Regions from separate parts of the Homo sapiens genome. Here all the other regions are linked to region 2. The links are chromatin loops, found by intact Hi-C in ENCODE. Cell type or tissue: endothelial cell of umbilical vein. All regions are shown on one strand. Links, peaks and the distances in the headings refer to the core of each region. The heading gives the core; the rest is flanking DNA.

Region 1 (8,035 bases), core at 1,190-6,189, 340 kb before region 2:
TGACACGTTCAGAGACTGGAAAGCCAAAGGCTTGAACAGAACATACATGAGCTTAAATAATCACACTTCAAAAGTTGGAGAGATAAGCAGAGACCAGTTCGAAAACCTGAAATTTGTTTTTTAAACTAAATGTAATGAAAGATCATTTAAAGACTTTAAGCAGACAAATGGTGTGATCTCCACATTTTATGATCAATTTTTACTGCTACATGGAGAATGGATTCGAGGGGAAGAAGAATTGAAGTTCAGAGATTAGTTTGGAGCTGTTACAGTAATTGGGCTGAAAGATGATGGTAGCCCAAAATGTGATGGGAATAAAGCTGAAGAAAAAAAATAAGAAGAATAAGATATTTTGGAGGTAGAATTGACAGGATTTGCCGATGGATTAGACATGAGGCTGAGGAATAGGGAAGAACCATGGATGATGCTTAGGTTTCCGGCTTCAGTGATCAAGTATATTGCAGTTCCGTTTCCTGAAATGGAGGATGCTGGGATGGGGAAGATAAGAAAGGGAAAGGTTTGGCCAGGCACGGTGGCTCACGCCTGTAATCCCAGAACTTTGGGAGGCCGAGGCAGATGGATCACTTGATGTCAGGTGTTCAAGACCAGCCTGGCCAACATAGTGAAACCCTGTCTCTACTACAAATACAAAAATTAGCTGGGTGTGGTGGTGGGTGCCTGTAATCCCAGCTACTTGGAAGGCTGAGGCAGGAGAATTGCTTGAACCTGGGAGGCAGAGGTTGCAGTGAGCCAAGATTGCACCCCAGCCTGGGCAACAGAGTGAGACTCCGTCTCAAAAATAAATAAATAAATAAATAAACATAAAAACTAAAAAAAATAAAAGAGAGAGAAAAAGAAAGGGAAAGGTTTTATGGAACTAAGTTTTGTCAGTGAGTTTGAGATGTCTGCTGTAAGATACCCAGTACAAGTTTAAATGAGTTGTTCCGTGTTTGAGTTTGAATCTTAGAGAGGTCTGGGCTACAGATACAAATCCAAAATTGATCCACATAGTGGTAGTATTTAAATCCATGGAAATTAGTGAGATCATTTATGGAGCTAGCGCATGAAAGGAAGAAGAAAAAGAAGAATGCTAACATGTAACGGTGGGATAGGGGAGTTAAGATAGAAAGAAAACCAGGAGTGGGTGGTATTGAATAAACAACAAAAATAGCATCTTGTGAAGGGAAAAGTGGTCACTTATCTCTCTCGGTGTGCAGGTAAATGTTTAGTATGTGGCTGTCAGGAAAAAAGGCCCTGATTTGTAGCATTTGCTGATTTTTGTGGTGTAAATACTGTCACTGTGGCTAATAATTTCAAGCTACCAACACTCCTTCACTGAACTTGGAAAGAAATGTTTGCAATAAGCTGTCCAGTATCACTCCTGCAGCGTGCCAGGGCAACACAGCTGCTGAGAGGGAGCATAAAATAAAGAAGGAAAATGTGCACTGAACTTGGCAACACGGAAGCTGTTAGTGACCTTCATGAGAGTCGTTTCTGGACAATGGGGACAGAAGCCAGATTGCAGTAGGTAGAGGAATGGAATGAGGGTAAGAAAGGACAATGCACACTTTTCTAAAGAAACGGATGGGCCGGGCGCAGTGGCTCACATCTGTAATCCCAGCACTTTGGGAGGCTGAGGGGGGCGGATCACAAGGTCAGGAGTTCTAGACAAGCCTGGCCAACATGGCAAAACCCCATCTCTACTAAAAATACAAAAATTAGCCAGGCTCGGTGGTGCGCACCTGTAGTCCCAGCTACTCCAGAGGCTGAGGCAGAAGAATTGCTTGAACCTGGGAGGCGGAAGTTGCAGTGAGCCGAGATCGTGCCACTGCACTCCAGCCTGGGCAACAGAGCAAGACTCTGTCTCAAAAAAAGAAAGAAAGAAAGAAAGAAAGAAAGAAATGGGCCGGGCATGGTAGCTCACGCCTGTAATCCTAGCACTTTGGGAGGCCAAGGTGGGTGGATCACTTGAGGTCAGGAGTTCAAAATCAGGCTGGTCAACATGGTGAAATCCCATCTCTACTACAAATACAAAAAAATGAGCTGGGCGTGGTGGCGGGCGCCTGTAATCCCAGCTATTCGGGAGGCTGAGGCAGGAGAATTGCTTGAACCCGGGAGGCAGAGGTTGCAGTGAGCTGAGATCCAGCCACTGCACTCCAGCCTGGGCAACAGAGGGAGACTCACCTCAAAAAAAAAAAAAAAAAAGAAAAAGAAAAAAAAAAAAAAATGGATGGTAGCTGGAGAAGGAAGACAAGTCAAAATTTGAAATAAACTCAGTGAGATTAAGAGGTTTACTGCAACGTGCACTGAATAAGTGGAGAGGGTAGAATCTGAACCCAGATTTGTTTGATTCCAAAACATATGCCTTATTATGACTTTCCTGGACCATAAAGGAAAAAAAATGTCATAAGCTACCTAAACATTGAATTGCAGATGATTTTTCTATTTACCCTTTTCTGTGTTTTCTAATTTTTTCATTGAGACTAATTTACTTTCATATTCATAAAATGATTAATAGATCTTATACTTGCAGAGTAAGTACCAGAATAGAGCAAAGTATAAGGAAACATTACTTAGTCAATTTCAAAAGAAATAGCATATTGCCAAACAGTGCCACCTCGTACAAAGTTTATTTTTCAGATTAATATTTAAACTTCCATCCTATTTTACAGTTTATAAATCAACACACATTAAAATATCTGTGAACTAAAACACCTAAAGGTGCTACCTTCGAAACTCATGTTCATAGATTCTAACTCCTAGGTGGCTTCTCAACATCAGATGTGGGAAGGCACTGTGTCCTGTGTTTTGTGTAGTACTGAGTACACTGTCACAGCTCAAAAGACAATGAATAATGGTATGAAGTGATGTAACTTTCTTTTAAAAGATTGAAGTCTCTTGTATTGAAATTCAAAAGGAATTATAGTTATTCTTTTTAGAATCCAGTATGTAATAATGGAATAAGTTACTTAAAGACTTTATTGGATCTCATGGGGATGTTTTTTTCCTTTGGCTTTGTAAGAAAACAAATCTGTGATAAGAATAGCATTCTTAGTATAATGGGTAGGGGGGCATGGGTGTAGATGAAATAGATAATTGAGGTCCTATTTTTACATAATTCTATATTATTCATGTATAAATACAACTATAAGGTTACAATTATCTTTTTGGATTATAATTTTATATTATTATAATAGTTTTGAGTGAATATAAAATCTCATACTAATGGAAACAGTTTTTGTTTGTTTGTTTGTTTTGTTTTTGTTTTGAGACCGATTCTCGCTCTGTTGCCCAGGCTAGAGTGCAGTGGCACGATCTCAGCTCACTGCAACCTCCACCTCTTGGGTTCAAGCCATTCTCCTGCCTCAGCTTTGCGAGTAGCTGGGATTACAGGTGCATGCCACCACACCCGGCTGATTTTTGTATTTTTAGTAGAGATGAGGTTTCACCGTGTTGGCCAGGCTGGACTTGAACTCCTAATCTCAGGTGATCCACCCGCCTTAGCCTCCCAAAGTGCTGGGATTACAGGCATGAGCCACCGCACCTGGCCAGAAATAGTTTTATAAGAGTATCAATATAATTATTTCTTTTTATTCTTAATACCTGCATCTAGCAGAATTACATTCAGTTTTTTAAAAGAGATTTATTGCTATTTGAAAAAGAGAGAAAAGTAAATTATTTGCAGATCATTTAATTGTCTACTGGAAAATCCAAGAGTATTTATGGTAATACTATTTGAACTAACAGAGTATGGTCTGAAACAAAAACATACAAAAATCAATAGCTACTTACACAGCAAAAGTAGTCTGTTAGAAAATATGAGGGGAAAAGACCCCATTTACAATATCATGAAAAGCTACAAAATACCTCAAAATATCCATAAAGTATAAAAGCACTGTACTTCACTAGAATGAGCTATCTAGATTTGAATATTCGATAGTAAGTTGTATAAAAGATGAGGACTGAATTATATTTAGTTTTGAGCACCTTCAAATTTATTTTTATTTTATGTAAACATTTATATAATTTTAAGAGCCTTATTAATAGATGGATTAAACAGTATTAAACTTGTACAGCACAATATTAAACACATTTGTCATAGGTCTCTTGAAATTATTTGATAAGACTGCCACCTACAGGTGGCAAGAAAAGCAGAGGGGCACTGAAATGTATTTACCACTGACCATGTATCATCATCAGGCATTACATTAAGAAATCTGGTTGGCCAGGCTGGTCTCCAGCTCCTAACCGCGAGTGATCCGCCAGCCTCCGCCTCCCGAGGTGCCGGGATTGCAGATGGAGTCTCCTTCACTCAGTGCTCAATGGTGCCCAGGCTGGAGTGCAGTGGCGTGATCTCGGCTCGCTACAACATCCACCTCCCAGCAGCCTGCCTTGGCCTCCCAAAGTGTGGAGATTGCAGCCTCTGCCCGGCGGCCACCCCGTCTGGGAAGTGAGGAGCGTCTCTGCCTGGCCGCCCATCGTCTGGGATGTGAGGAGCCCCTCTGCCTGGCTGCCCAGTCTGGAAAGTGAGGAGCGTCTCTGCCCAGCCGCCATCCCATCTAGGAAGTGAGGAGCGCCTCTTCCCTGCCGCCATCCCATCTAGGAAGTGAGGAGCGTCTCTGCCCGGCTGCCCATCGTCTGAGATGTGGGGAGCGCCTCTGCCCTGTCGCCCCGTCCGGGATGTGAGGAGCGTCTCTGCCCGGCCGCCCCGTCTGAGAAGTGAGGAGACCCTCTGCCTGGCAACCGCCCTGTCTGAGAAGCGAGGAGCCTCTCCGCCTGGCAACCGCCCTGTCTGAGAAGTGAGGAGCCTCTCTGCCCAGCAGCCGCCCCGTCTGAGAAGTGAGGAGCCCCTCCGCCCGGCAGCCACCCCGTCTGGGAAGTGAGGAGCGTCTCCACCCGGCAGCCACCCCGTCCGGGAGGGAGATGGGGGGGTCAGCCCCCCGCCCGGCCAGCCGCCCCATCCGGGAGGTGAGGGGCGCCTCTGCCCAGCCGCCCCTACTGGGAAGTGAGGAGCCCCTCTGCCCGGCCAGCCGCCCTGTCCGGGAGGGAGGTGTGGGGGTCAGCCCCCCGCCCGGCCAGCCACCCCGTCCGGGAGGGAGGTGGGGGGTCAGCCCCCCGCCCGGCCAGCCGCCCCGTCCGGGAGGTGAGGGGTGCCTCTGCCCGGCCGCCCCTACTGGGAAGTGAGGAGCCCCTCTGCCCGGCCAGCCACCCCGTCCGGGAGGGAGGTGGGGGGGTCAGCCCCCCGCCCGGCCAGCCGCCCCGTCCGGGAGGTGAGGGGAGCCTCTGCCCTGCCGCCCCTACTGGGAAGTGAGGAGCCCCTCTGCCCGGCCACGACCCCGTCTGGGAGGTTTACCCAACAGCTCATTGAGAACGGGCCATGATGACAATGGCAGTTTTGTGGAATAGAAAGGGGGGAAAGGTGGGGAAAAGATTGAGAAATCGGATGGTTGCCGTGTCTGTGTAGAAAGAGGTAGACATGGGAGACTTTTCATTTTGTTCTGTACTAAGAAAAATTCTTCTGCCTTGGGATCCTGTTGATCTGTGACCTTACCCCCAACCCTGTGCTCTCTGAAACATGTGCTGTGTCCACTCAGGGTTAAATGGATTAAGGGCGGTGCAAGATGTGCTTTGTTAAACAGACACTTGAAGGCAGCATGCTCGTTAAGAGTCATCACCACTCCCTAATCTCAAGTACCCAGGGACACAAACACTGCGGAAGGCTGCAGGGTCCTCTGCCTAGGAAAACCAGAGACCTTTGTTCACTTGTTTATCTGCTGACCTTCCCTCCACTATTGTCCTGTGACCCTGCCAAATCCCCCTCTGCGAGAAACACCCAAGAATGATCAATAAAAAAATAAAAAAAAAAAAAATAAATAAATAAATAAATAACTCAACCCAAGTTACACAGCTAGTAGCAGAGCTGTGAGTCAACTCCAAAAAAAAAAAAAAAGAAAGAAATCTAGTAGGGACTGGGCAAGGAGGCTCACGCCTGTAATCCCAGCACTTTTGGAAGCTGAGGGGGACGGATCACCTGAGGTCAGGAGTTTGAGACCAGCCTGACCAATATGGTGAAACCCCGTCTCTACTAAAAATACAAAAATTAGCTGGGCGTGGTGGCGTGTGCCTGTAATCCCAGCTACTACAAAGGCTGAGGCAGGAGAATCGCTAGAACCTGGGAGGTGGAGGTTGCAGTGAGCCGAGATTGCCCCACCGCACTCCAGCCTGGGTGACAGAGTGGGACTCCGTCTCAAAAAACAAACAAACAAACAAACAAAACAAAACAAAACCTCATAGGCTTGCCAGATAAAATACAGGAGGCTCACGTAAAGTTGAATTTCAGTTAACAACTAATACTTCTTAGGTAAGTATGTACCAAATATTGCATAGAATACACCAGTACCAAAAAATTATTCATTGTTTATCTGAAATTCAAATTTAACTGGGCATTCTGTAGTTTTATTTGCTAAATCTGGCAACCCTTAAAAATGAAGATAATGGCCAGGCACAGTGACTCATGCCTGTAATCCCAGCCCTTTGGGAGGCCGAGGTGGGCGGATCACGAGGTCAGGAGCTCAAAACCAGCCTGGTCAATATGGTGAAACCCCACCTCTACTAAAAATACAAAAATTAGCCGGGAGTGATGGCACGTGCCTGTAGTCCCAGCTACTTGGGAGGCTGAGGCAGAAGAATCGCTTGAACCTGGGAGATGGAGGTTGCAGTGAGCCGAGATCATACCACTGCACTCCAGCCTGGGCGACGGAACAAGACTCCGTCTCAAAAAAAATAAAAAAGAAGAGAAAAAAGAAAAAAATGCAGATAATGATGTTGACCATACTCTGCTAATTAAAACCTTTCGATGGTCTCTATGGCCTCAGGAGAGGGTCCAAGCATCTTAATAGGCATGTACGACCATTCATGTCTCTGCTACCATCTTGCTCCTTATTGCCTTAGTGTGAGCTTCCCATTGACATCAAAATCTTTTTTTATAACTTTTACTTTAGACTTGGGGTACATGTACAGGATTGTTACATAGGTAAACTCGTGAACTAATTTACACTCCCACCAGAAGTGTATAAATGTTCCCTTTTCTCTGCAACCTCATCAGCATCTGTTATTTTTTGACTTTTTAACAGCCATTCTGACTGGTGTGAGACGGTATCTCATTGTAGTTTTGATTTACATTGCTCCAATGATTAGTGATATTGAGCATTTTTTCATATGCTTGTTGGCCACATGTATATCTTCTTTTGAAAAGTGTCTGTCCATGTCCTATGCCCACTTTTTAATCGGGTTGTTTTTTGCATGTATATTTGTTTTTTTTTTTTTTTGGATACAGAGTCTCACTCTATCCCCCAGGCTGAAGTGCAGTGGCATGATGATCTCAGCTCATTGCAACCTTCACTTCCTGGGTTCAAGCGATTCTCCTGCCTCAGCCTCTGGAGTAGCTGGATTTACAGGTGCATGCCACCACGCCCAGCTAATTTTTGTATTTTTAGTAGAGATGGCGTTTCGCCATGTTGGCCAGGCTGGTCTAGAACTCCTGACTTCAGGCAATCCACCTGCCTTGGCCTCCCAAAGTGTGGGGATTACAGGCGTGAGCCACTGGCCCGGCCTCAAGTTTCTTGCATATTCTGGATATTTGACCTTTGTTAGATGTATAGTTTGCAAATATTTTCTACTAACATCAAAATCTTTCTTTTGCTTAGGTAGTTTGGCCTGGAATATAGAGGTTCCTATATGTCTATCTTTTAATATTGTTTAAGATAATTTTAATACCTAATCACATCTTCCCTTTGGAGTTTTAAAGTGAATGTCAAAATTATAAGAGCAGATTGTGATTAATTAATACATTACCTCAAGAAGAAAAAACTAGTGAGAACACACAACTTATATAAAAACATTATCTTTAAAAGACATTGGAAATTGTATTTCCTGTTTACTTTGTGTTCTTGTTTAAATGTCAAAGAGAGAAAAACCCTAGTGAATTTAAATTGTGTGTCTATGTGTTTCTTTGGCTATATAATTTTCAAGGCCC
Region 2 (8,035 bases), core at 1,918-6,917:
CTGAAATTACCACCGAGTTTTTTTTAGCCCTTCAAATCTTACCTCCAGCCTTGAAATCAGCAAATGCCAATAGGGTAAATGACCTCAATGCCTGGGCAGGCCTTCAAGCTGATTTTTTTGTTTTTATATAATTTGTCATTTTACTAGATTTCAGTTGGTCCGAATTTCCTGGTGTATTATACAGGAAGTGGAAACTCTCTTTTATTTATTGTTTTTAAAATACTTGTAAACAAAAAACCAAACAGATCTATTCTTTTTTGTTTGTTTGTTTTTTTGAGACGGAGTCTCGCTCTGTCACCAGGCTGGAGTGCAGTGGTGTGATCTCGGCTCACTGCAACCTCCACCTCCCAGGTTCAAGCGATTCTCCTGCCTCAGCCTCCCGAGTAGCTGAGACTACAGGCATGCACCACCGTGCCCACCTGATTTTTTTGTATTTTTAGTAGAAATGGGGTTTCACTGTGTTGGCCAGGATGTTCCTGATCTCTTGACCTCGTTATCCGCCTGCCTCCACCTTCCAAAGTACTGGGATTACAGGCATGAGCCACTGCGCCTGGCCCAGACCTATTCTTTTTATCTTTTTCAGAGAGCGCTCAGAGACTAGCTGTATCTATTATAAAGACCTATTTTTAGTAATACTCACCTTTATATAATTTTATTACAATGAACAATATGTATGTATAACTTAAGACTGGTGTCATAGGGTTTGTATTGTTTTGAGAGTCTCATTTTAAAATCATTTGTTGCTTCACAAACATAACCTAGTAGATGTAATAATAATTACTAAAGCGTTAAATCAAGAGTTGATTACTTTTTAACTTGTTTGCATTTGAGAATGTATTTTCTAAATCAATTATTTGACTATAATATTTCATTTATGTGTCAAATATGATTTGAATGGGGGAATTCAGTTCTTAGTGGTACCTAAACATAATTTTAACTGTTTAAAGGAATTGACCGTGTCGAGTTATATAATTTGTTTGTTAGCAGCTTCTTTTCTTTCACCAATTGCATGTTTTCATAGATTTAGAGAGGTTAGAACATATAACTAAATGAAGATAGGTAATTTTCCTCATGAACAAGTATCCTTAAAAAGAAGTACAAGTTACCAGTTTAAAACTATTTTGTACATTTATATCTCCCCCACCCCAAGTTTTTGTTTGTGTGCTTATGGGCTTATGTGAGCAATATTCTGTCTTGGAATAGTTATATATTAATGCAATTTGCATAGATATGCAAAATTAGAAAAACATTAAAGTCTATATAGTTTTAAATTTTTTGAAGTAAATATTTTAAATCACCTAGATAAATGTATTGGAAATGTACAGCTATAACTAGAATGTAATTGTAATTGCTTAACTGATGTAGAGTGTCTTCCAGCTTCATCGGATTTTTAAACCAATCAGAATGAGTAAAGGTACAGGGTTTTATTAGAGTAGCAAGGTGACTTTAAGTGAAGTTTTATATGAATTAAGTGGAAGACTACCCTGTAGTATTATGACAGGATGGATAGCAGGACAAAAAGGAGAAATGAGACATTGCCTTACAAATAGTGATAAGAAAAAAAATGGGGTACAGTGGCATGAGAGTAGATTTTAGTGTATTGGCAGCAGTAGTAGAACTAATTTAGTGAGAAATGGATAGGGACTTCTTTTAGATGTATTCTCCTTTTAGTTGCCCATTCTGACGTACAAGCATTACTGATCCTGGTAAGAATATTTCTGAGTAAATTTTATGTGCTTAACAGTCTTATGTATATCTATACATACAATATTCAGTTTTGTTCTCTTTTAGTGGTTTGATAGTCCCTGAAATAAGGGGCAATGAAACTGTGCCTGAAGTTGTTACTACATCTGGCTATGCACTGTTACATTTTTTTAGTGATGCTGCGTATAATCTAACTGGTTTCAACATTTTCTATTCGTAAGTATTTTTTAAAAATTCCTTCTTTTAATGATTCTTGTAATTTAATGTAAAAGAGGTTTTTTTTGTTTATTTTTATTAATGTCTTGTATACCAGAAGCAGGCTACCGTGTTAAATTTCAAATTAGTAGGCAGGATCCCTTCTTAAGTGACATAAAATCTTAATAATATGCCACAAAACGTGATCTAAACCTATAAGTTTGGTTGAAAATTAATTATGAAATTGACAATTGTTTTTTGGCAAGTGATTAAGTAAACAAGTACTAGTGTAGCTTTACTGGTAGCAACAGATGTGGTGAGACTGCAGGGAGTTGTGAACTGCCTTTCAGTGCTCTAAGGTATATCACTTGTAATTTGAAGAGGATTATGGGAGCTAAGTTTTTGTAGTCCCTATTGCAGAGACTGTACTGAAAGCTATGCATACATTATGTCATTTAATTACCTTCAATTCTGTCAAGTGGGTATATTTCCCATTGACACATGAGGAAATTGTGGCTTAAGAGTTAAGTGGCTATACCACTATCTCCTCTAAAATAAGAAAAGTAATATTCATTGAGAATCTATTATATGCCTGATACTTTATATACATTTTTATATCTAGAAGACTGAGGGTGAAGTAATGAGAGATGCTTTCACAGGAATGGCTAGAGAGGAAGTCTATATATTATTTTTTTCTTTTCTTCAGAATGTAGAAATTGGTAACCAGAGAATTTTTCACCAGAAATATTATAAATATCCTTGAATCAGCAATTTATTATGGAATTTATTTATCCTACAACGTATCCAAGTATGTATGCAAGGGAGAACAAATATATAGTAGAATATAATCACATGGTGGCTCACGCCTGTAATCCCAGCACTTTGGGAGGCCGAGGCGGGCAGATCACGAGGTCAGGAGATCAAGACCATCTTGGCTAACACGGTGAAACCCTGTCTCTACTAAAAATACAAAAAAATTAGCCAGGCATGGTGGCGGGCGCCTGTAGTCCCAGCTACTCGGGAGGCTGAGGCAGGAGAATGGTGTGAACCTGGGAGGCGGAGCTTTCAGTGAGCCGAGATCGCACCACTGCATTCCAGCCTGGGCGACAGAGCGAGACTGTGTCTCAAAAAAAAAAAAAAAAAAGAGTCTTAAAGCTAAATATGATAAACATACCTTTTCTTCAATAACAGTGTATGGGTGATAGCATGCTCTTTTATATTATACAACCAAGTTATATCTTGACTTCTCATATAGTTTTGAATTTTCATGAATTTAATTTTTTTCTGTAAAATATACAATCAAAACATTGAGTACTTAAGTCTTTACAAAACATTTTGCCTGGAACCGTACAGATCCTGCAGATGTTGAGCATGTAGTCGTTAGACATTTGGAGTCTTGGTATCAAAGTAAATCTGTTGAATAAAATAAGACCAACTGCAAATAAATACTAACAATTTCATAAGAGTAAGAGGGTACAGAGTAAAGAATTAAAACTACATTGTGAAATTCTGTTACATTTATAAGCACATAGGACACAGTATAAAAATTATAAAGTTTATGATGTATCAACCAAAATTCTTTTTCAATTACCTTGAATCTGAATATATATGAATTATATTTTACAGAATCAATTCTTGTCCTAACAATTGCTCTGGTCATGGGAAGTGTACAACTAGTGTCTCTGTTCCAAGTCAAGTATATTGTGAATGTGATAAATACTGGAAGGGTGAAGCTTGTGATATTCCTTACTGTAAAGCCAATTGCGGCAGTCCAGATCACGGTTACTGTGACCTGACTGGAGAAAAATTATGTGTCTGCAATGATAGTTGGCAAGGTAAGCATGTGTGGTGTGATGGCTTTTGAAACATTGATTCATATATGTAATAGATTAATACAAATTCCACACGTTTGTTTCGTTATAGTTTGCACACCCAAGCCTTATATATTTACTTTTATTTTTAGAATGTTCAGATTAATAATCAACTTCTTAATAATTTTTTTGTCACAAATAGAATTAATTGGCAAAGATTTTGTCTCCATACTACTTTGAAGATCAAATGAAGTTATATATGAAACTGAATTGTTAGGTGTGTGATAATTATGGTCTTCTGTAATTTGTTGTTGAATCTCCCCAAATTTGGTGACTTCACTGAATTTAATGTGGTGCATTCAAATTTGATTTATAAGGGTAATATAAATAGTATACTACAAAAATAAATGTTCAAAGGGACTGCAGTATATGAAACTTATTTCTTAGGAAAGGCTGACATCTTGTGGCTATTTTAAAAAGAACTAGACTATTTTTAAAAGTATTTTAGCTGCCTATTGCAGAAGTCAGATACCTAGGAAAGAATTTCTAAGTAATTTTTATAAATATCTATCATCAAAGATTAAGTTTAGACTACAGTGAAGAATGTTGGCTTATTTATCTGTATATAAAATAATAAATATTGTCATTATGAAATTAAGAGATATGCTTATACATATACCTACCCACCTAGAGCTTACTTTTTGCTAGTTACATTTACCTATGAAGAGCTTCCTTTGTGCCAACATATTAATCCTGTTGAAATAGGGAAATTTGACTCAATAATTACATAACCTGAAGTACTTGATTATGTATTATTATAACACAGTGTAATAAATAGTAGCAATAGTTCCCAAGTTAAAAACCAAAGAGAACATACTCTTCATGAAGTTGTATTCATTATTCCTGAGATGACCTTTTCAAAAAAGTGTTGTTGGGTATGTTGAGTACTTACTTAGAGGAATTATTTTAGGCTTTGTGTAAATTATGCCTGTCTTAAGCTCATGTTAGCTCATTAAAAAATATTAGGTATGTCAACTGCACAAAAGATCTATGATTTCTTATTAAATCGAATTTGGTTACCAATTGCAATTATGTCAGATGCAAATTTCTAAATGTTTTGTAATTACAGGGACATGTATTTTAAGTGACTCTTTTAATCATTTATGACTTTTCTTCCCCCCAAAAGTGCCTTGAGATGTAATTTTATTTTCATTTCTGTCGTGAAACTAAAATAACTGTCTTTTCTATAGAGACAGTGGTGTATCCATATTATATTTGATTTAAGGCCTGAGAAATAGAAATATAGCTCATATACACAGTATTTTTCAAACTGGTCTTCAATTGCTATTAGTCTCCACCTCATTTCAGCAGTCTTAAAAGCAAATGAGGAATACATTTGTATAACATTCTCTGTGAACAACTCTGCCCCTTTTCTGTTTTTTACTTACTTTCATTAGTCCTTCTTTGAAATGCTTTATTTTGTGTAAGTCTTGTAATATAGATCTGATTCAAAGTATTAAGAATTTTTTTCTGGCCTTTGTTTTTTGGCCTTTTCATATCCTATTATTCTCATCTGTAATGTCCCAAATCATAAGAATTCCTGAATCTAATATGTCTATAAGCAAATGGAAATGAGGAAGCAAATACTGGGTATGTTCACTTTTAAAGCAAAGTTATATTATCAGTAGTCTAAGAACTACTTGTCTGTGTGTGTGTATGTGTGTGTGTATGCATATATACACATATATTTATAACTACATATATATTTTATATGGAGAATAGTGTGAAAGTGCTTTGTAAATTATAAAACGCAGAAATAAGACAATTTTATACCATTTTCTTAATAATTAAGGAAATGATTTCTGAATTGATATGTTTGAAGGAGGCCTTGTAAATGAGATAATATGGTGTTTTCAAGACAAATTATGTGCAGACTGGTTACTTTGTGCCTCAAACTGATCCTGATTCTGTATTTAAGGAAGCATAGCTCCAAAGAAGGTAGGATTGTGAGCAAACTCATTTAGGGGAAAATGATGTTTTTATTTCAGATATATATAGAATGGGAAGGAATCAGTGAGGTAAGAAGAGGAGATAGATTTGCTTCTAGGACAAATGGGGAATGATCAAAGAATGAGAGACATGTGAAAATGCGGACTGCCGAGGCAATCTTTATGAGGTTCAAAATCTGGTAGTTTTATACAAGGTGTTATTTGGAACTGGATTATTTAGGTTAGAGTAACAGATTGTTGTTACCTCCATTATATTTTATCCTTTGTTGTTGCTTGACTACTTATTCTGTTTGGCTGTATGCCTAATGTATATTTTTTAAAAATGAGTGTTACCCTCTAGAAACTTGGGTTTTATTAAGATAACACAGAGGAAAAACCTAGCTTTATATTAAGTCCTTTTTTTATTTTTATTTTTATTTTTTTATTATACTTTAAGTTCTAGGGCACATGTGCACAACGTGCAGGTTTGTTACATATGTATACATGTGCCATGTTGGGGTGCTGCACCCATTAACACGTCACTTACATTAGGTGTATCTCCTAATTCTATCCCTCCCCCCTCCCCACACCCCACAACAGGCCCCAGTGTGGGATGTTCCCCTTCCTGTGTCCAAGTGTTCTCATTGTTCAATTCCCACCTATAAGTGAGAACACGCGGTGTTTGGTTTTTTGTCCTTGCGATAGTTTGCTGAGAATGATGGTTTCCAGCGTCATCCATGTCCCTACAAAGGACATGAACTCATCATTTTTTATGGCTGTATAGTATTCCATGGTGTATTTGTGCCACATTTTCTTAATCCAGTCTATCATTGATGGACATTTGGGTTGGTTCCAAGTCTTTGCTATTGTGAATAGTGCCGCAATAAACATATGTGTGCATGTGTCTTTATAGCAGCATGATTTATAATCCTTTGGGTATATACCCAGTAATGGGATGGCTGGGTCAAATGGTATTTCTAGTTCTAGATCCTTGAGGAATTGCCACACTGTCTTCCACAATGGTTGAACTAGTTTACAGTCCCACCAACAGTGTAAAAGTGTTCCTATTTCTCCACATTCTCTCCAGCACCTGTTGTTTCCTGAGTTTTTAATGATCGCCATTCTAACTGGTGTGAGATGGTATCTCATTGTGGTTTTGATTTGCATTTCTCTGATGGCCAGTGATGATGAGCATTTTTTCATGTGTCTTTTGGCTGCATAAATGTCTTCTTTTGAGAAGTGTCTGTTCATATCCCTCACCCACTTTTTGATGGGGTTGTTTGATTTTTTCCTGTAAATTTGTTGGAGTTCTTTGTAGATTCTGGATATTAGCCCTTTGTCAGATGAGTAGATTGCAAAAATTTTCTCCCATTCTGTAGGTTGCGTTTTCACTCTGATGGTAGTTTCTTTTGCTGTGCAGAAGTTCTTTAGTTTAATTAGATCCCATTTGCCAATTTTGGCTTTTGTTGCCATTGCTTTTGGTGTTTTAGACATGAAGTCCTTGCCCATGCCTATGTCCTGAATGGTATTGCCTAGGTTTTCTTCTAGGGTTTTTATGGTTTTCAGTCCAACATTTAAGTCTTTAATTTATCTTGAATTATTTTTTGTATAAGATGTAAGGAAGAGATCTAGTTTCAGCCTTCTACATATGGCTAGCCAGTTTTCCCAGAACCATTTATTAAATAGGGAATCCTTTCCCCATTTCTTGTTTTTGTCAGGTTTGTCAAAGATCAGGTGGTTGTAGATGTGTGGTATTATTTCTGAGGGCTCTGTTCTGTTCCATTGGTCTATATCTCTGTTTTGATACCAGTACCATGCTGTTTTGGTTACTATAGCCTTGTAATATAGTTTGAAGTCGGGTAGCAAATGGAAAACAAAAAAAGCCTGAGGTTGCAATCCTAGTCTCTGATAAAACAGACTTTAAACCAACAAACATCAAAAGAGATAAAGAAGGCCATTACTTAATGGTAAAGGGATCAATTGAACAAGAAGAGCTGACTATCCTAAATATATATGCACCCAATACAGGAGCACCCAGATTCATAAAGCAAGTCCTTAGAGGCCCACAAAGAGACTTAGACTCCCACACAATAATAATGGGAGACTTTAACACCCCACTGTCAATATTAGACAGATCAATAGACAGAAGGTTAACAGCGATATCCAGGAATTGAACTCAGCTCTGCACCAAGCGGACCTAATAGACATCTACAGAACTCTCCACCCCAATTCGACAGAAGATACATTCTTCTCAGCACCACATTGCACTTATTCCAAAATTGACCACATAGTTGGAAGTAAAGCACTCCTCAGCAAATGTGAAAGAACAGAAGTTAT
Region 3 (8,035 bases), core at 1,375-6,374, 430 kb before region 2:
CAGCTAAGAAGTTGCAGTGATGGACTTTCTATGTCTCTCTCCTCTCCCTTTTATCCATTTCGTTCTGCCTCTCACTCCCTCCCAGTCTGCTATGTTAGAGAGGATTAAAATGCATGCTGTATTCCCTGCAAAAACAACAGGCATTTCTCTTTGGTGACTCATTTGATGCAAATAAGTTGCAGGAATCAGGGGATTCCACTCTTGGTGCCTTTGAAAAAGTTGTAATGATAAAGTCTAAAAGGAAACAAATTACTGCAGAACAAGGAGATTCTATGTTCTTTCATTGTAAACAGATGAAGCATTGGGTTAAATCATAATGACTTACTTTAGTGTGGATTTTTTATAACTTCCACATTCATTACCATTTTCATTTGGCACATGAGTGATACATGACCACAGCAATTGCAAAATATTCCACACATAGCTTCACCCCCAGAGAATGAAAGAGGATATTTATCAACTGTGCTATACCCAGAAGGCTACATTTAATACAGATTTTTGCTGTTGTGAAAGGGTAGGAAAACAGAATAAACACCTAGAAGACACATACCTGCCCAAGAAATGTTACTACATCATTGTCTCTCTCCTGCACTGTTCACTCAGTGTGTATTACTTCTAAGCTGTTCCACCACCTTCTCCATGGAAGCTTCATTCAAAGTCAGTGGGAAGAGAAAATATGCCATATTCTACTAAGAATAAGAATGCTACTCCAGATCATTGACTTCAATTCAGCTCTCCAGTTTAATTTGGGAGACTTCAAATTTATTTAACATTCTGTATTACCCTCTCTAGTTAACAATTCTGCTGACAGTAAGACATTCATACCCAGTCACCAATGAAAGCAAGCATTTTATTGATGGTCTCAAGTGAACTAATTATTCCAAAGACTTTCAAAAAGACTTTCAAAGATTTCAAAGATTTCTGAAACTCTTCATGTCTTGTGTCTGCCTCCTTTCAACTTTTGTCTCTTCCAAGATTATTGCGTCAGCAAAGGAAGATAGGCTAGTCTGCTCAATACACATCACAACATTATAGAGCTTGTCAAAAACAAACAAACAAACAAAACCTTTCTACTCTGTTCCTTGCAATGATCTTCCATATTTCCCCAAAAAACCTTTCCCCCCATCATCTCCAAAACAAGAAACTTCCAGTCACAAAAGTCTAAATTCAAAAGGATAAAGTATTTTTAATAATAGAGTAAAAAAACGGGTCAGGAGTGGTGGCTCATGGCTGTAATCCCAGCACTTTGGGAGGCCAAGGCGGGCAGATCACAAGGTCAAGAGTTTGAGACCAGCCTGGCCAATATGGTGAAACCTCGTCTCTACTAAAAATAAAAAAATTAGCCGGGCGTGGTGGCGGGTACCTGTAGTCCCAGCTATTCAGGAGGCTGAGGCAGGAGAATTGCTTGAACCCGGGAGACAGAGATTGCAGTGAGCTGAGGTGGTGCCACTGCATTCCTGCCTGGGCAACAGAGCAAGACTCCATCTCACACACACACAAAAAAAATGCATTTAAACCTTGCAAAATAAATAAGTCAACACCAAGGACACCTTGCTGAATCATTTTAGGGTTTATAATAACCAGCCACTGGAGTTAGAAACAAAACTGCCTTTAGCAAATACTCCTCCCTAACACTGGCTTTCTGAAACCCCATGTTTTATTCCTTTGAGTGCACAGGCACAGTGTGGAGGCTAAAGGGAGGCTTCCTATTATCTAGGCCAGCTGTTTTCTAGCTAACAGAAGAAGGAGGCTGTGTTGGGATCGGTGAGGGATGCAGCGCGGGGAAGGCAGAGAGTTGGTTCTGGGTCCGACTTCCACCAAAGAAAATTCAGCTCTTATGCTTTATTTTCTGGGCTTCCAGGTGAGCCTTCATCTGAAGAAAGGGTTCCATAGCTAAAAATAAACACACATGTTGAAAAATCCCCAACCTACCCAATCCTTTCATTTTAAAAAGGAGGAAAATGAAGGCCTGTGAGTGTAAGTGACTACAGCAAGTGAGAGAATGAGTAGCCAAGGCAGGAGTGGACCAGCCACAGGCTCTGAGCAACATGCTCTCATGCGTGCACTCTCTCCAGATCGCCAAGTACATTGCCCCTACAGGACGTGTCCCTGTCATCCATCATAGGGTTCAGGTCTATCCCCTGCAGCTCTTCCTCGCACAGCGCACAGCCATATAAGCGCAGGCTTGCAGGTAGGGTGTTGTTGCTGATATAATTTTAAGCGTTTTTTCTTTCTTTCTTTTTATTTCTTTTTTTTTTTCTTTCAGAAACAGGGTCTTGCTCTGTCACTCAGGCTGGAGTGCAGTTGCATGATCATAGCTCACTGTAACCTTGAACTCCCAGGCTCAAGTGATCCTCCCACCTCAGCCTCCCAAACAGCTAGGACACAGGCACATGCTACCATGCCTGGCTGATTTTAAAAAAACTTTTTTTTTTTTTTTTGTAGAGATTGGGTTATTGCTGTGTTGCTCAGGCTGGTCTCGAGCTCCTGGCCTCAAGCCATCCTCCCGCCTTGCCCTCCCAAAGTGCTGGGATTACAGGCATCAGCCACCATGCCCAGTCTATTTTAATCATTTTTAAAGTACTAGACACAGAGGCCACAGGCAGAATAGTAGCAAAAGCCCTGCCTATGTAAGATGAAAAATAAAAATATTCTGAAGTTTTCAGAAGTCAGTACTCCAGAAGTAAATCAATAGAAAATAATATTCGGTTGATAAAAATTGAATTTATACTCAAATTGTGAAAGAAGCAGGTGGAAAGGATGTGAACACACCCTACAGGATCTGTCTGCTGGCTGTGACCTTCATTCTTACAGCCTTCACTCATAAGGTAGCAAACCACAGCTGAGCTGTGTGGGTTCTGGCCCGGGTGCCACTCTGAGAAAACATCACGGACTTCCTAGACTCTGCAGTCACTTGGGGTTGCATTCTGGATGAATGCCACAGTTGCTGGCTCCTGGAAGGGAGGCTCTACATTTTCTAAAATGTGACAAAAACCTAAAGGGGCATAACAAAAACTGGTAAGGGGGGTGCACTATGCCAGCTATCCCTGGGGATTCTCATTTACAAAAGGGCTCCTTTAAATAAACTCTTAAAATAGTCCTGGTTTACCACTCACTAGTTGGGTGATTTAGCAAGTTATTTTATCTATACGTATCTCCATATTCTCACCTGTAAGATGGGGATAATTATGATACCTACCTCATGGGATGTTGTGAAAATTTAAGGAAACAGTTCCTGATTCCTGACAAATATTAGTCATTATTGTTATTATTCTTTAAACAAGAAAAAAAAAGACATTAAGTACTAAATAGAGAGGCCAGGGGCAGGAAAGTAGCAAGAGCTGGGGAATTTGACATGAAAAGTCAAAATGAAATGTTTCTGAAGCTTAATGTAAGTTGATAGACAATAATAATTGGTTGATAAAAAGTGGAACTTACAGATTGGGATCATAGCTAGCTCTACCATCTTCTCTGGGACCTCGCCGCTCAAAACCCGGACATTGAGCCGCAGCAGCGCCCTCACCTGGGAACTTCTTAGAAATGCAGAATGTCAGCACCCAACCCGGACTCTCCAGGTACTGAATCAGAATTCGCATTTCAACAAGATTTCCGGGGAATTTATGTGCATGTTACAGTTAGAGGAAGCCTGCTTGATGGTATGTACTGAGAGTTTAGCATGTAGGTCAAAGGAACAAGACCTCATTCTCTAGTTACATCTCCATACATTATCCTAAATCTTACACTGCTTTCCATTAGCTAAATGGTCAACTAACCATCTGTTAAGCAGATGCCCCTTTAAGGGACAGCATAATACTTAAGTATCTAAAGCAACTAACTCACCTTTTGTTAGTAATTTCAATAATTTTAAAATATCATCATCAAGTGCTAACATTTATAGAGCCCTTAAAACATGCAGGAATCAACATAAGGTGCTCTCCATATGTTCTCATTTAATACTCACACCCCCCACTGGAGTAACCATTACTATCCCCATTTTATAGAGGAGAGAACTGAGGCTCAGAGAGGCTACATCATTTTCTCAAGACCAAATTAAATGGGGGAAAGAAGGCCTTTTTGAAATCCATTCTCTTTCTACAAATTCAAACCCCACTCCCACAACATCAAAATAATGTATCTGTGCACTGGGGAGCAGCAATAATTATCCCCCTTTTCAGATAAGGAAAACTGAGACACAGAGAGCCAATGAATTATACAAAGTCACTGACCTGAAACTTAGGTTAGAACTGGGTCCATTACAATTCAACAACTTTTTCAAATTAAAGAATTCTGCTGCTAGAAATGGCAATGATAATGCAATGGCATTGGAGACAATGCCATGGCATTTTATTTCTGTTGGAAATAAAACACATCCAACAGAAAGAAGGATTTCCATGTATGAAGCTTTGTACAACCAAACCAAGGCACCTCAAATTTTGATCTCTGATCGTAAGAGATTATGAGGATGTCAGTTTCTTTGGGAAAACAGAGTTTCCAGACTCTTATTGCCATCGCCCCATCAATGTGGCAACTGATGCTTATCCACACATCTCAGCTAGCATCCTACATGACATTACTTCTGCATGCCTGTGAAATTCTCCTAACTACAGCCTCCCTGATTTCCTCACTAGGTCTTTACCCAAGTTTGATATCCAAATAGTTTAGAACTTGGCAAGATGAGTCAAAAATCTTTCCTTGATAGCCCCAGTGTCTATGGAAAATCAGAGACACAGGTTTTAGGATCCAGTGATGAGGGCTCCTTGCCCAGGCTCCACCCAGGGAATGCCTCCCTCCTCCATCCCTGGAGAGGGCAGCAGGGAACAAAGCAGGATTTCTTGGCTAAAAATGCTATATTAGTTGCTAAGATGACAACAACAAAATACCACAGGCTATAGAAGTCCAAGACCAAAATGATGGCAGGTTTTGTTTCTTCTAAGCCCTCTCTTCTTGCTTGCAGATGACAGCCCTCTTGCTGTGACCTCACATGGATGAGCTTCATTGCACAGATGTGTCTGGTCTCTCTGTCTCTGTGCCCAGATTTCCTCTTCTTATAAGGACACCATTTGATATGGTTTGGCTGTGTTCCCACCCAAATCTCATCTTGAATTGTAGCTCCCATAATTCTCATGTGTTGTGGGAGGGACACAGTGGGAAATAATTGAATCATGGGGCAGTTTCCCCCATACTGTTCTCATGGTAGTGAATAAGTCTCATGGGATCTGATGGTTTTATAAGGGGTTTCTCCTTTTGCTTGGCTCTCATTCTCTCTTGCCTGCCACCATGTAAGACATGCCTTTCACCTTCTGCCATGATTGTGAGGCCTCCCCAGTCACATGGAACTGTGAGTCCATTAAACCTCTTTTCCTTTATAAATTACCCAGTCTCGGGTATGTCTTTATCAGCAGTGTGAAAATGAACTAATATACCATTCATACTGGATTAGGCTATTTTAACTACATTACCTCTTTATAGAGCCTGTCTCCAAATATAGGCACATCCTGAGATACTGGGAGTTAGGGCTGCAACATAGAAATTTGGAGGAGACATAATTCAACTCATAACAGATGCTGAATGGATCACTAAGTCCTAGGGCTATGCTGAGGCCTTCTGGTCCATTCTGGGTTCAATAAGAACTAGAATTCACAGTAATCTGAATCTCTCGGCCTCATGACTCAGGGCACTCTGGGGGAGGAAGGAAGAGAACAAAATTCCAGGTCAGACACAAAACACGCCCCTTCCCTTCTCATTTCTGCTCCATGGGATCAGAGAAAAACAATTCTCAGCCTCACTGTCCACCAACCCAACCCACCTTCCTTCCCACACTCCGCTCATCACAGCTTAAGTAAGGCCACTCTGGTTTTTTGAGAATTTAAGTGGCACTCATAAAACAGTCTGAGTCAGAGACACAACCAGTTACTCAAAAGTACAAACTAAAGAACTCAGATCTGGCAGCCTGCAAGGCTTCTCCTGCCCTGGGGCAAGTGGTGATCAGCCCTCAGGAGCTGGCACGCGGTTTTCGAAGCAGCTGATCTGCCCAGCAGTAGGGGCTGGGGACCAGAGCCAGCCTCCGGGCCAGCCCACTCAGCCCGGGGCAGTGGCACCGTAAATGCCAGCGAGTAGGAGGGAGGAAAACCTGCACAGCGTGAACCTGTCAGGAGGTGCTCACTTCACACAGGGTGTGTGCCAATGGCTTCTAAAAACAAATTAGGTATTTGGGGTTTATAGGTATCCAAATCATGACACAATAGAAACAGAACAAGAGTGATATTTGCTGTTAAAAAGAAAACCTATGCCCATCAATAAATCCATTAACTTAGATAGCCCTAATTTTCAATTTTAGTAATCCAGCTATTCCTCATATCATCAAGTTTTAAGCTTGGTTCTCAAAACCTTCTCATATTAATATAAAATTATATCATCTTCCTTAGGGTTTTAAAAGATCATTTTGCCATTTCATTTGGTATGTGATAAATAAGTGCTTTAAAGTAATGATTTTAAATCAATATATTATTGAATATACTGAAGATTACATTTTAGAGATCTCTTGTGGTTGCAAACTAATACAACTATAGAGGAAAATTACACCAGCAAAAAGACAGGAGGAAACATTAATCCCCCACATAGAAATCTCTGTATTAATCCCCCTATTAGTTAATTAACATATACCAAAAAAAAGAATCACTAAGACATTTAAGGAAAACAAAAGCACAAAATTGGACCAAGATGAATACACAAACACATGATTCTAGAGAAAATAGATAATTTAAGCAACAGAAGAAAAGAACTAAATAAAAATTCAAATTGATATCCTCTAAGGCATTTGAGAACAAACTGTATCCATGAAGCTAATCTGGGAAAAAATTAAAAGAGCAATCACAGAAAAAGAGAGTTTACAGAAATAAAAAAATAACAATTATGAAAATAAAAAGAAATGCAACAGACAGGCTAGAAAACAAAATGTCAAGAAACCCTCCCATAAAGTAGAGCAAAATAAAGGAGATTAAAAATGTAAAAAAAAAAAAAAAGAATTAAGAGATATGGAAGAGGTCCAATATCTATTGAATAGGAGTTCCAAAAAGAGAGGACAAAGAAAGTAAAGGAGAGAAACTGAAAAAAACAGAATTCTCCAGTCCTGAAGGAAGACACAAGTTTCAGAATGAAAGAACAAACTAAGTGCTGGACAGGATGAAGAAAAATGACAAAATAGCTAGACATACACTGGTGTAATTTTAGAACTCTGAACATACAGAGAACACCCTAAAAGCTATCAGATACCAGTTCAGGTTACCAAGAAGGGAAAAGGACTCAGACTACCATGAGGCTTGGCAGTCACTGTGAAGTCAGAAGAAAACAATTCAGCATGTGGAGAAAATAAGAAATTTTCAGACAGGGAAGGATTCCACTTACCTCTTATGCACCCTTACTGAAAAAAATTACTTGAAGACTGACTCACACAGGAGAAAAAACTAATTCCCAAAAAGAAAACTGCAGATTCCAAGAAAATGTGGAATTCATTTAGAAATAAAATGGGATTAGGGGGAATCCCACAGTGACAGCTATATAACAGATCTAGAAGCCAGTGAGTCCAAATTAGAAGATAGAGTCTCCAAGAAAACATCTTCAAGAAAGTAGATTTCATTCAACAAGTTATGATTCAGAGCCTGGACGATCTTAGTAATGCTATTAATAAATTCATTTTGCTTAGCAAAAAAAAAAAAAAAAGAATTGGAATTAAAAGCTTTATGTAAATTAAAAATCTGTATAAAAAACCATAATCTAAATATGAAGCAAACTAAAGAGTCATAAAATTTTGAGAAAAAAAAAGGAGGTTGTTGGAAAAGGGCCCTTGGATGATGCTTTAATAATGCTTAAACATGTACTTTGAGCAAGACAGATTTAATGCTCAGAATAATTCCTTCTCTAAGGGTCCAGTCACAGTGTCTGCTTCTGCAGTGAAGAATATTTGCATAATTTTAATGTTACAGATAATTTATATTGGTTTTCAGCTCTAAAAATCAACTTATAATAAAAAAGAAAG
Region 4 (8,035 bases), core at 1,251-6,250, 250 kb before region 2:
CAGGAAGCAGCACCACCTCTAAAGCTGGAGGATTCAAAGGAAAGGAGTTGAGATGATCAGAACCTAGAAGGTTAGGGGATGGGCCCTGCAGGGCTGGTGTTCAGACCTCTGAGGAGTGGTTGCTATTAGGCTTTCTGCAGTGTCTGCAGCTGTTCTTAAGAGTTTCCATATATTTTTGTTGATTTTGGCAGTTTTGAGGAGTATTGGTTGGGTATTTTGTAGGATGCCCTCTATTGGAATTAGTCTGATGTTTTCCTCATGATTAGACTGGGATTGTGGATGTTACAGAGGAGGAATACAGAGATAAAGTGTGATTTTAGTCATATCTTATCAAGAGTACACACTGTCAGCATGATGTTGGGCTTGATCCCCTGGCTGAAATAGTATTTGTCAAGTTTCTCCACTGTAAAGTTATTCTTTCCCTCCCATTTCCATACTGTATTCTCGGGAAGCAAAGTCACCGTAGATAGCTCACACTTCAGAAGTGTAGAGTTAATACTGTATCTTCTTGAGGGTAGAGTATCTGCAAAAAACTGTTTGGAATTATTCTGCAAGGAAGATTTGTGTCCCAAACCCTTTATTTATCCAATCATTTATATCAATACAAACTCATGGATATTTATCTTATACTTTGGGTTATAATCTAATACTATTTCATTGGTTTTGTTGCTCAAATTGTTCCAGCTTTGGCCTTTGGGAACAGTTTCAGTTGGTTCCTGTGTCTCTTTAACATACCCCCATCAATATATGGGTGTTTTGTTTGTTTCTTTTTGTTTTTTAGTACTTCCTTACTTTTGGAGATTACAAAATACTCCCAGCTCATCTCATATGTTTCCTGCCCCAGTCCTAGGATCAGCCATTTCTCCAAGATACATCAGAGTCTTTTAAAACACTGAGTTATTTAGGAATATTCAGGAGGGGGAAAAAAAAAAACAACCCTAAGTTCTGTAGCACTGCATTGACTTGGCATGGTGCTTTGGGTCCAGATAGCCGAGGAAAGGGTATTGGACTAGACACGTGGTATTTATAAAGCCTTTCAACCTAAGCACTCTGAAGACAGGGTAGAGGACATGGATATGCTAACAAAACCATCCAGAATGAGTGACTGAGTGGGAAGCACAGCTGAACTTGTTTGGAGACAAGAGTGTCTATGTTAGCAGAAGGGAAACTTTCATAGTCATCAATATCATACACTTTAACACAGCCACACAAAAGATTTCTACTTTAGATCTTTAATTTTTTTTCCCAAAGGAATCACATCCTAACAGGTTAAAGAAGTTATTCAAAATACAGCTATACACCTGTGCCCCATTACTTATAGCACACTAGGAATGATTACTTTTTACAAATCCTGTAATTAGCTAGTAACTAGCACAATTATATTGCATTATCTCTTTTGTGCTAAAAATATTAACTTGCTAATGATGAGCATTTACAAATGAACTACAAATTGTATAACCTATTTTAGTATTTTTTCGTTTTTCTTTTTGGAGATGGAGTTTCGCTGTTGTTGCCCAAGCTGGAGTGCAGTGGCACAATCTTGGCTCAGTGCAACCTCCGCCTCCCGGGTTCAAGCGATTCTTCTGTCTCTGCCTCCTGAGCAGCTGGGATTACAGGCGCGTGCCACCATGCCCCGCTAATTTTTTGTGTTTTTAGTAGAAATGGGGTTTCACCATGTTAGCCAGGCTGGTCTCGAACTCCTGACCTCAGGAGATCCGCCCGCCTCTGCCTCCCAAAGTTCTGGGATTACAGGCATGAGCCATCGCGCCCGGCCGGAATTTTTTCATTTTAAAATTACTAGGAGACTCAAAAAGCAGAGGTGACTCAGGCCTCTCTAGGCCACAGAGGCCCTTGGATATAGATTTCTCCTTTCTTCTGACAGAAGCGGTTAGCTTAAATCTGTACAGATGAGAACACAATTATTGTAACACAGGAAAACCCACGTTGGTTTTGTACATTCGTGTTTGCTCTGTAAAGGGCAGCGCTCGTGCATCTTCAGCTGTATCTTGAAAGCTTTCCTGTTTCCGAAGCTTGCTTGCATTAAACATGAGGCGCCGCTAAGTGCTGTTGCCACCAGGGACTGCAGGCCGCTCTGCAGCCCTGGATGGGCTCAGTTCCGAGGGAAGGAAGGCGGCCGGCGGAGGCAGTGCTGTGCTGCAGAAGGACTGCTGTGCTGCGGAAGGACTGCTGTGGATTCTGACTGCAGACGGGTCTGATTTGGATGTTTTTTATTACTTAAGCGATTGATCGTTTCTCCTTGCCATCCTGTGAGGAGTGAGGGCATGCCTTGGATCTGTGAGGGAGGAGAAAACCCCTTTTCTAAGAAAGGGGAAGTGAAGAAAGAAGAAGCAAGGATGGTGGAGAAGTAAGAAAGGAACATGGGACCGGGCGCAGTGGCTCATGCCTGTAATCCCAGCACTTTGGCAGGCTGGGGAAGGGTGGATCACCTGAGGTCAGGAGTTCAAGATCAGCCTAGCCAACATGGTGAAACCCTGTCTCTAAAAAAAAATACAAAAGATAGCTGGGCATGATGGCGGGTGCCTGTATTCCCAGCTACTCAGGAGGCTGAGACAGGAGGATGGTGTGAACCCAGGAGCGGAGGTTTCAGTGAGCCAAGATTGCGCCATTGCACTCAAGCCTGGCAATTGAGCGAGACTCTGTCGAAAGAAAAAAAGAAAGAAAGAGAGAGAAAGAAAGAAAGAGAGAGAAAGAAAGAAAGAAAGAGAAAGAAAGAAAGAGAAAAGAGAGAGAGAAAGAAATAGAAAGAAAAAGAACAGAAAGAAAGGAAAGAAGGTAGGAAGGTAAGAGAGAAAGAAAGAAAGAAAAAGAAAGAAAGAAAGAGAAAGAAAGAAAAGAAAGAGAGAGAAAGAAATAAAGAAAGAGAAAGAAAGAAAGAAAGAAAGAGAAAGAAAAAGAACAGAAAGAAAGGAAAGAAGGTAGGAAGGTAAGAGAGAAAGAAAGAAAGAAAAAGAAAGAGAAAGAAAGAAAAAGAAAGAAAAGCTCTAGAAGGAAGAAAGGAGCCTGAGGGGAAAGACTGAGGAGGAAGCAGAAGAGACCCGGGGCCCCCACCCTCCCGCTCACCAGCGCTTTGCCTTGGTGGCTCTGACTCCCCCCTGTCTGGTGGCTGGTCATGCCTCCTCTCCCCTCTCTACCTTCTCTTCCTTCCTACGTTCCCACCTGACTCCAACCCTTTCCTCAGGGAGAACAGAAGGTCCCCAAGGAGCGCTGTGGACCAGGCATGCAGGTCCACGTCATCTCTGGTCCTGCTCCGACCTTTGGCACTGAGCCTCCTAATGCAGGATTTGGCTTGTTCCTGTGACAGCTCCCCCTCATCGCCCGCAACAGGGTACTGCAGTCCAGACTCCATCACTGCTCAGCTCTGGTGCTTTAGGCACCCCACATCACCTCCCCGAGCCTCAGTTTCCTTATCTGTAAAATGGGGATGGTACCAACTACCACAGAGGGTTGTTGTAAGGACTGAACGAGGGCACAGGCCTCCTTCCACACCTGCTACCAAGTAGGTACTGGATGCACGGCAGGCCCTGCCACTGCTTCTCAGAACCCTCTCGGGTTCCTAGGCCTCTTGAACCACAATTGATAGGAATGGGACCTGCCGGGAGCTTTCTGGACAAGCTTCCCAGGGGGCTCAGATGGACTCTCAAGCATTATTTCCAGAGATGAGTCTCTTCTCACCTGCCAGCTCCTGGGGCCAGGGCTCAGCACGGCCCCCTGGTCCTGTCTACTCTGGTGAGACTTCTTCTCTGCTGCCCCTCCCCACAGTGCACCCCACTCGCCTCAGACTTCCGCCCCCGCACAAGGGAAGGGGCTAAACGGAATGTTCCAAATGTTTTGCTATGAATTTACACTCTCCCTCCCTCCTAAACCCTGTAACTATTGACATGTTTATTTATTTTTTCTGTTAAGTTACCGGAATAATTCTAGTTGTGCTCAGCCTTCCCAGTATTGAGCAATTCTGCAGCTTTTATCTGCAACTGTTACTCCTGACAGTTAAGAACACGTCTGAAGTTTTGTTCTGTTTATGCCTCCAAGCGTGTTGCCGACACATCCGGGCAAGGACAAACGTACAACGAACTCAAGGGAGCTTTCACAGGCTGGAACGGGCTCAGAGCACCCCTGTTCTTAGAGGAACAATCAATGGGAAGCAAAGGTGTACCCAGGCCTCTCAACAGTTCCCGAGTGCTGTCACTGGAGGGCGATGTCTCCAAACAGTCTCTTTCCCCACTGGGAACGGCGCCGCCCGAGGGTTCAGGTCAAGCACGAGTTTCCAAATTCATTCAATTAGTAGGGCAACTGGAACCCATGCAGCTCCTTCAGAAATCCCGCAAAATATGGATACGCTATTAAGCTGGAGACAACAAAATTACTCAATATAGAATTTTGCATTCAATCAATTATACTGTCAGTATAATTATATAATTATAATTATATATAAGTCTCAATCCTGGCTGAAGGATCGAATCACCTACAAAGGATTAAAAACCATAGCGGTTCGGGCCCCACAAAAGGCCAGTTAAATCTGGAATCTGGAAGATGGAGCAGGGGAATTTGTATATTTTTAAAGCTCCCCAGTGATTCTATTGTTCAGACTACAAAATTCTAATTGAGACATTGGTGGCAGGCACCAAGGGAAAATTTATGGGAGAAAATTTTAATTTTAGACAATTCTATCATGTTTTCTCCTGCAAACTGGTAGAACTGCTTAGCCTAGTTCTGCAAAGGATCAATGGTTGAGAATTTCTGCATGAAGTCATCTTGCGTCTGGAAGCCCATTTTCAAATAATAACACCCTTGGAGAGCTAGCAAGTTGTTAACACCCGTGTGTGAATTATTTTTATCAGATATCAAGGATAGCTAGGATTCTGAGAAAACTGAGACCAGAGAAGCAAAAATTTTTTAAAGGGAAGAGAGAAGAAAATCTACATTGGCTCCTTCCCCCTACTCCCACCTTCCCCCCAATATATAGACTTCTCTTTAACAGTCAGTATTAAAAACTAAAAGAAAATTATCTAGAATCCCTCTATTTCTATTCACATTTTTATGTATTTTCTTTCCAGTACTTCATGCATATATATTTTCTAATCTGTGAGGTCTACATAATTTTGTCTTATCCTTTTTACCTTAACATTATAAGATGACCATTTTCTTAGGGCTTAGAAAAAATTTTAGAAGCATTATGAATGGCTGCCTAGAATCACATTTTGTGAACATACTTCAAATCACAACTACAGTGGAACACGGAGGATCAGTTTCACGCCCACTGGCTAAGAACTCACTGAACTCCCTGGCCAAGCTTAAGTTGGGTGTCCTCACCTAGTCCAACCAACTGAGGCTGAGGATAAGAGGAGTGGGGGCAAAGTCACTCATAGAAGCTGCTGGAGCCCATTTTCATATCTTTGTGGATGGACAATGGGAATCAGGATAGATAAGTCCAGAAAAGAGAAGCCTTGGCTGGGCGCAGTGGCTCACTCCTGTAATCCCAGCACTTTGGGAGGCCGAGGTGGGTGGATCACCTGAGGTCAGGAGTTCAAGACCAGCCTGGCCAACATGGCGAAACCCCGTCTCTACTAAAAATACAAAAATTAGCCGGCCATAATGGCAGGTGCCTGTAATCCCAGCTACTTGGGAGGCTGAGGCAGACAGAAGTGCTTGAACCTGGGAGGCAGAGGTTGCAGTGAGCTGAGATTGTGCCACTGCACTCCAGCCTGGGTGACAGAGACTTCGCCTCAAAAAAAAAAAAAAAAAAAGAAAGAAAGAAAGAAAGAAAAGAAGCCTGGGCAGGTGGCTCATAGGTGTCCTCTACAATCTGTTCTTTCCTAACTCTTTCTTGGCTTTTGCATAGGACACACTATGTTACGAGCTATGTGGGGATCAGGGACAATACTCAAAGGAGCTAAGAATCCAAATGAGGAAACATAACATATATGAAATGAGAAGTTAAATAATAGTAATATTTGCTACATTTTTACAGAACAGCTATTATTATGTGCCAGGCTTATTATTTAATTTACTCTTCAGAATCATTCTATAAGCAAGCTACCAATATTCCATATTTATAGATAAGAAAACTGAGGCTGAGAGAAGTAAAGTCACATTTGTTAAAGGTAACCAGAATTTGAACTCAAGCAGCCAAAGCCCTCACTATTTCCACAGCACTGGGCAATCTCCCAAGACTGCATTGTGATCTGATCTTAATGGAGGAACAGACTCTCAGAAAATTGGGCATCATCTTACAGTGTCTCAAAACAAACAAACAAACAAAAATCCTGCAAATCCTTTAATCCCTATTTTACCTCCCTCCCTTGGGACATGGCTTAGGTAAGCTCCAAAATTAAGTTAGAGAAGGAAACAGATCTCATCTAAAAAATGCAATTATACCACAGCCAGATGAATAAATCCATATGAATACTGAAATACACACATACTCTGAGCACTAATACTTTTCAAGAAAGGTAATGATGCAGGAAAAAAATGTCTATGAAATAGAGCATTTTATAGAGTTCCCAAATTTCTGTCTGTTGAATCTCCCGGAAGTGGCATTCCCCTTTCTTGCAATAACAGACGATTGCTCAAATGCCTCATAAGAAGCGGTGGGCATCGTCAACTGGGGGGCTTTGGTTTTGCAGAGGGACGGGTTTACTTTTGTTTGTTTGTTTTGTTTTTCAGACAGGGTCTCGCTCTGTCACCCAGGCTGGAGTGCAGTGACCCCTGCTGATTGCCTGGCGTAATACAAGGCTGGACCTACAGGAAGACTGACTAGCTTCCTTCGAGCCAATATTCTTTTTTACTTTTTAGACACAGGAGGCTCTCGCGGTGTGCCCAGGCTGACTTGAGCTCCGAGGCTCAAGGGATTTTCCCACTTCAGCCTCCCAAATAGCTGGGACTGCAGGTGCACACCATCATGCCCAGCTATAAGCCAATATCTTTACATATGTATTCCACACTTATTTAGAGGGGTGACATCCGGCATTCAGTGGGGAAGACAATAGTGGTGCTCTAAGCCTTTCCTCTGTTGCCTGTAACCAATTAGCTCTTGCTCCAAACTCACACACTTCACTATACGATCACACAGTGCATGATTCAATTTACATGAAATGCCCAGAACAGACAAATCTATACAGACAGGAAGTAAACTTGGGCTTGCCTAAGGCTGGGGGTTGGAGGCGGGAGGATTGGGGTGATGGCTAAGGAGAGCAGTGCTTCTTTTGGCGATAATGAAAATGTTCTGAAATTATAGAGATGGAAGCACAGCTCCGTGAATATATTAAAAGCCATTGAACCATACACTTTAAATGGGTGAATTGTATAGTATGTGAATTACATCTTAATAAAACTGTTAAAAACCCTTCAGGCTGGGTGCAGGGGCTCATGCCTGTAATCCCAGCACTTTGGGAGGCCAAGGCAGGCAGATCGCATGAGGCCAGGAGTTGGAGACCAGCCTGGCCAATATGGTGAAACCCTGTCTCTAGTAAGATACAAAAAAATAGCCAGGTGTGATGGTGCACGCCTGTAATCCCAGCTACTCTGGTGGCTGAGGCAGGAGAATCACTTGAACCTGGCAGATGGAGGTTGCAGTGAGCCGAGATCACGCCACTGCACTCCAGCCTGGGCAACAGAGTGAGACTCCATGTCAACACACACACACACACACACACACACACACAGATTCCTGGGCCCCTTCCTAGGAATTCAATGTGTTGCATGGGTGTAGATATCTGTATTTTAAGGAAGCACTCCGAGTGATTCTGATGCTGTAGGGCATGAGACAGGCATTTGGAAACCACCATACAAGGCTTCGCTTCAGAGATAAGACAAAAGCTTCCTTTGTTTCCACATTTCCCTATCAGTCCAACTTCCTTGTAGAAGCAGCAACAGGGACCTTCCCTCCTTACAAGGCCATCTCAATTATTATATGGAAATTCCATTTTACAGAGGCCAATGGTAACTTTCCAGTATAAACATAACAGAAAGCCTTGGAGACAGTGTCAAACTGCTGACCTGCTGGGCCTTTCTTATT

Evidence for each region. Hi-C counts contacts between places; a loop is a spot of excess contacts. Peaks named below come from ENCODE experiments on the same cell type or tissue, not always from the same donor. Only the 100,000 strongest peaks of a DNase experiment are listed, where the experiment ranks them.
Region 1: it touches region 2 in a loop (5-fold over the local background); 5 of 110 quality-filtered maps call a loop at or near these places.
Region 3: a loop joins it to region 2, with 5 times the contacts of the local background. A loop is called at or near these places in 4 of 110 quality-filtered maps.
Region 4: a loop joins it to region 2, with 18 times the contacts of the local background. A loop is called at or near these places in 82 of 110 quality-filtered maps.

What each region holds. Positions count from the first base shown.
Region 1 is chr10:114,782,479-114,790,513 of GRCh38, forward strand. It overlaps a transcript of ABLIM1 not described here. Among named protein-coding and RNA genes, the nearest start is that of FHIP2A, 35 kb to the right of the region's middle. In endothelial cell of umbilical vein, for the core only: a CTCF peak has its summit at 4,154 (motif pointing left); a DNase peak (open chromatin) is centred at 4,143.
Region 2 is chr10:115,125,802-115,133,836 of GRCh38, forward strand. ATRNL1 (attractin like 1) reads left to right here. Exons shown (of 29, transcript NM_207303.4): 4 at 1,792-1,920; 5 at 3,526-3,734. Among named protein-coding and RNA genes, the nearest start is that of ATRNL1, 36 kb to the left of the region's middle. In endothelial cell of umbilical vein, for the core only: no CTCF peak of the experiment used is centred there; a DNase peak (open chromatin) is centred at 4,170.
Region 3 is chr10:114,691,402-114,699,436 of GRCh38, forward strand. It overlaps a transcript of ABLIM1 not described here. Among named protein-coding and RNA genes, the nearest start is that of ABLIM1, 37 kb to the left of the region's middle. In endothelial cell of umbilical vein, for the core only: a CTCF peak has its summit at 3,517 (motif pointing left); DNase peaks (open chromatin) are centred at 3,490 and 5,820; H3K27ac peaks cover 411 bases.
Region 4 is chr10:114,873,030-114,881,064 of GRCh38, forward strand. It overlaps a transcript of FHIP2A not described here. Among named protein-coding and RNA genes, the nearest start is that of FHIP2A, 55 kb to the left of the region's middle. RefSeq lists an enhancer at 7,755-8,035. In endothelial cell of umbilical vein, for the core only: CTCF peaks have their summits at 2,132 and 4,202 (motif pointing right); a DNase peak (open chromatin) is centred at 4,222.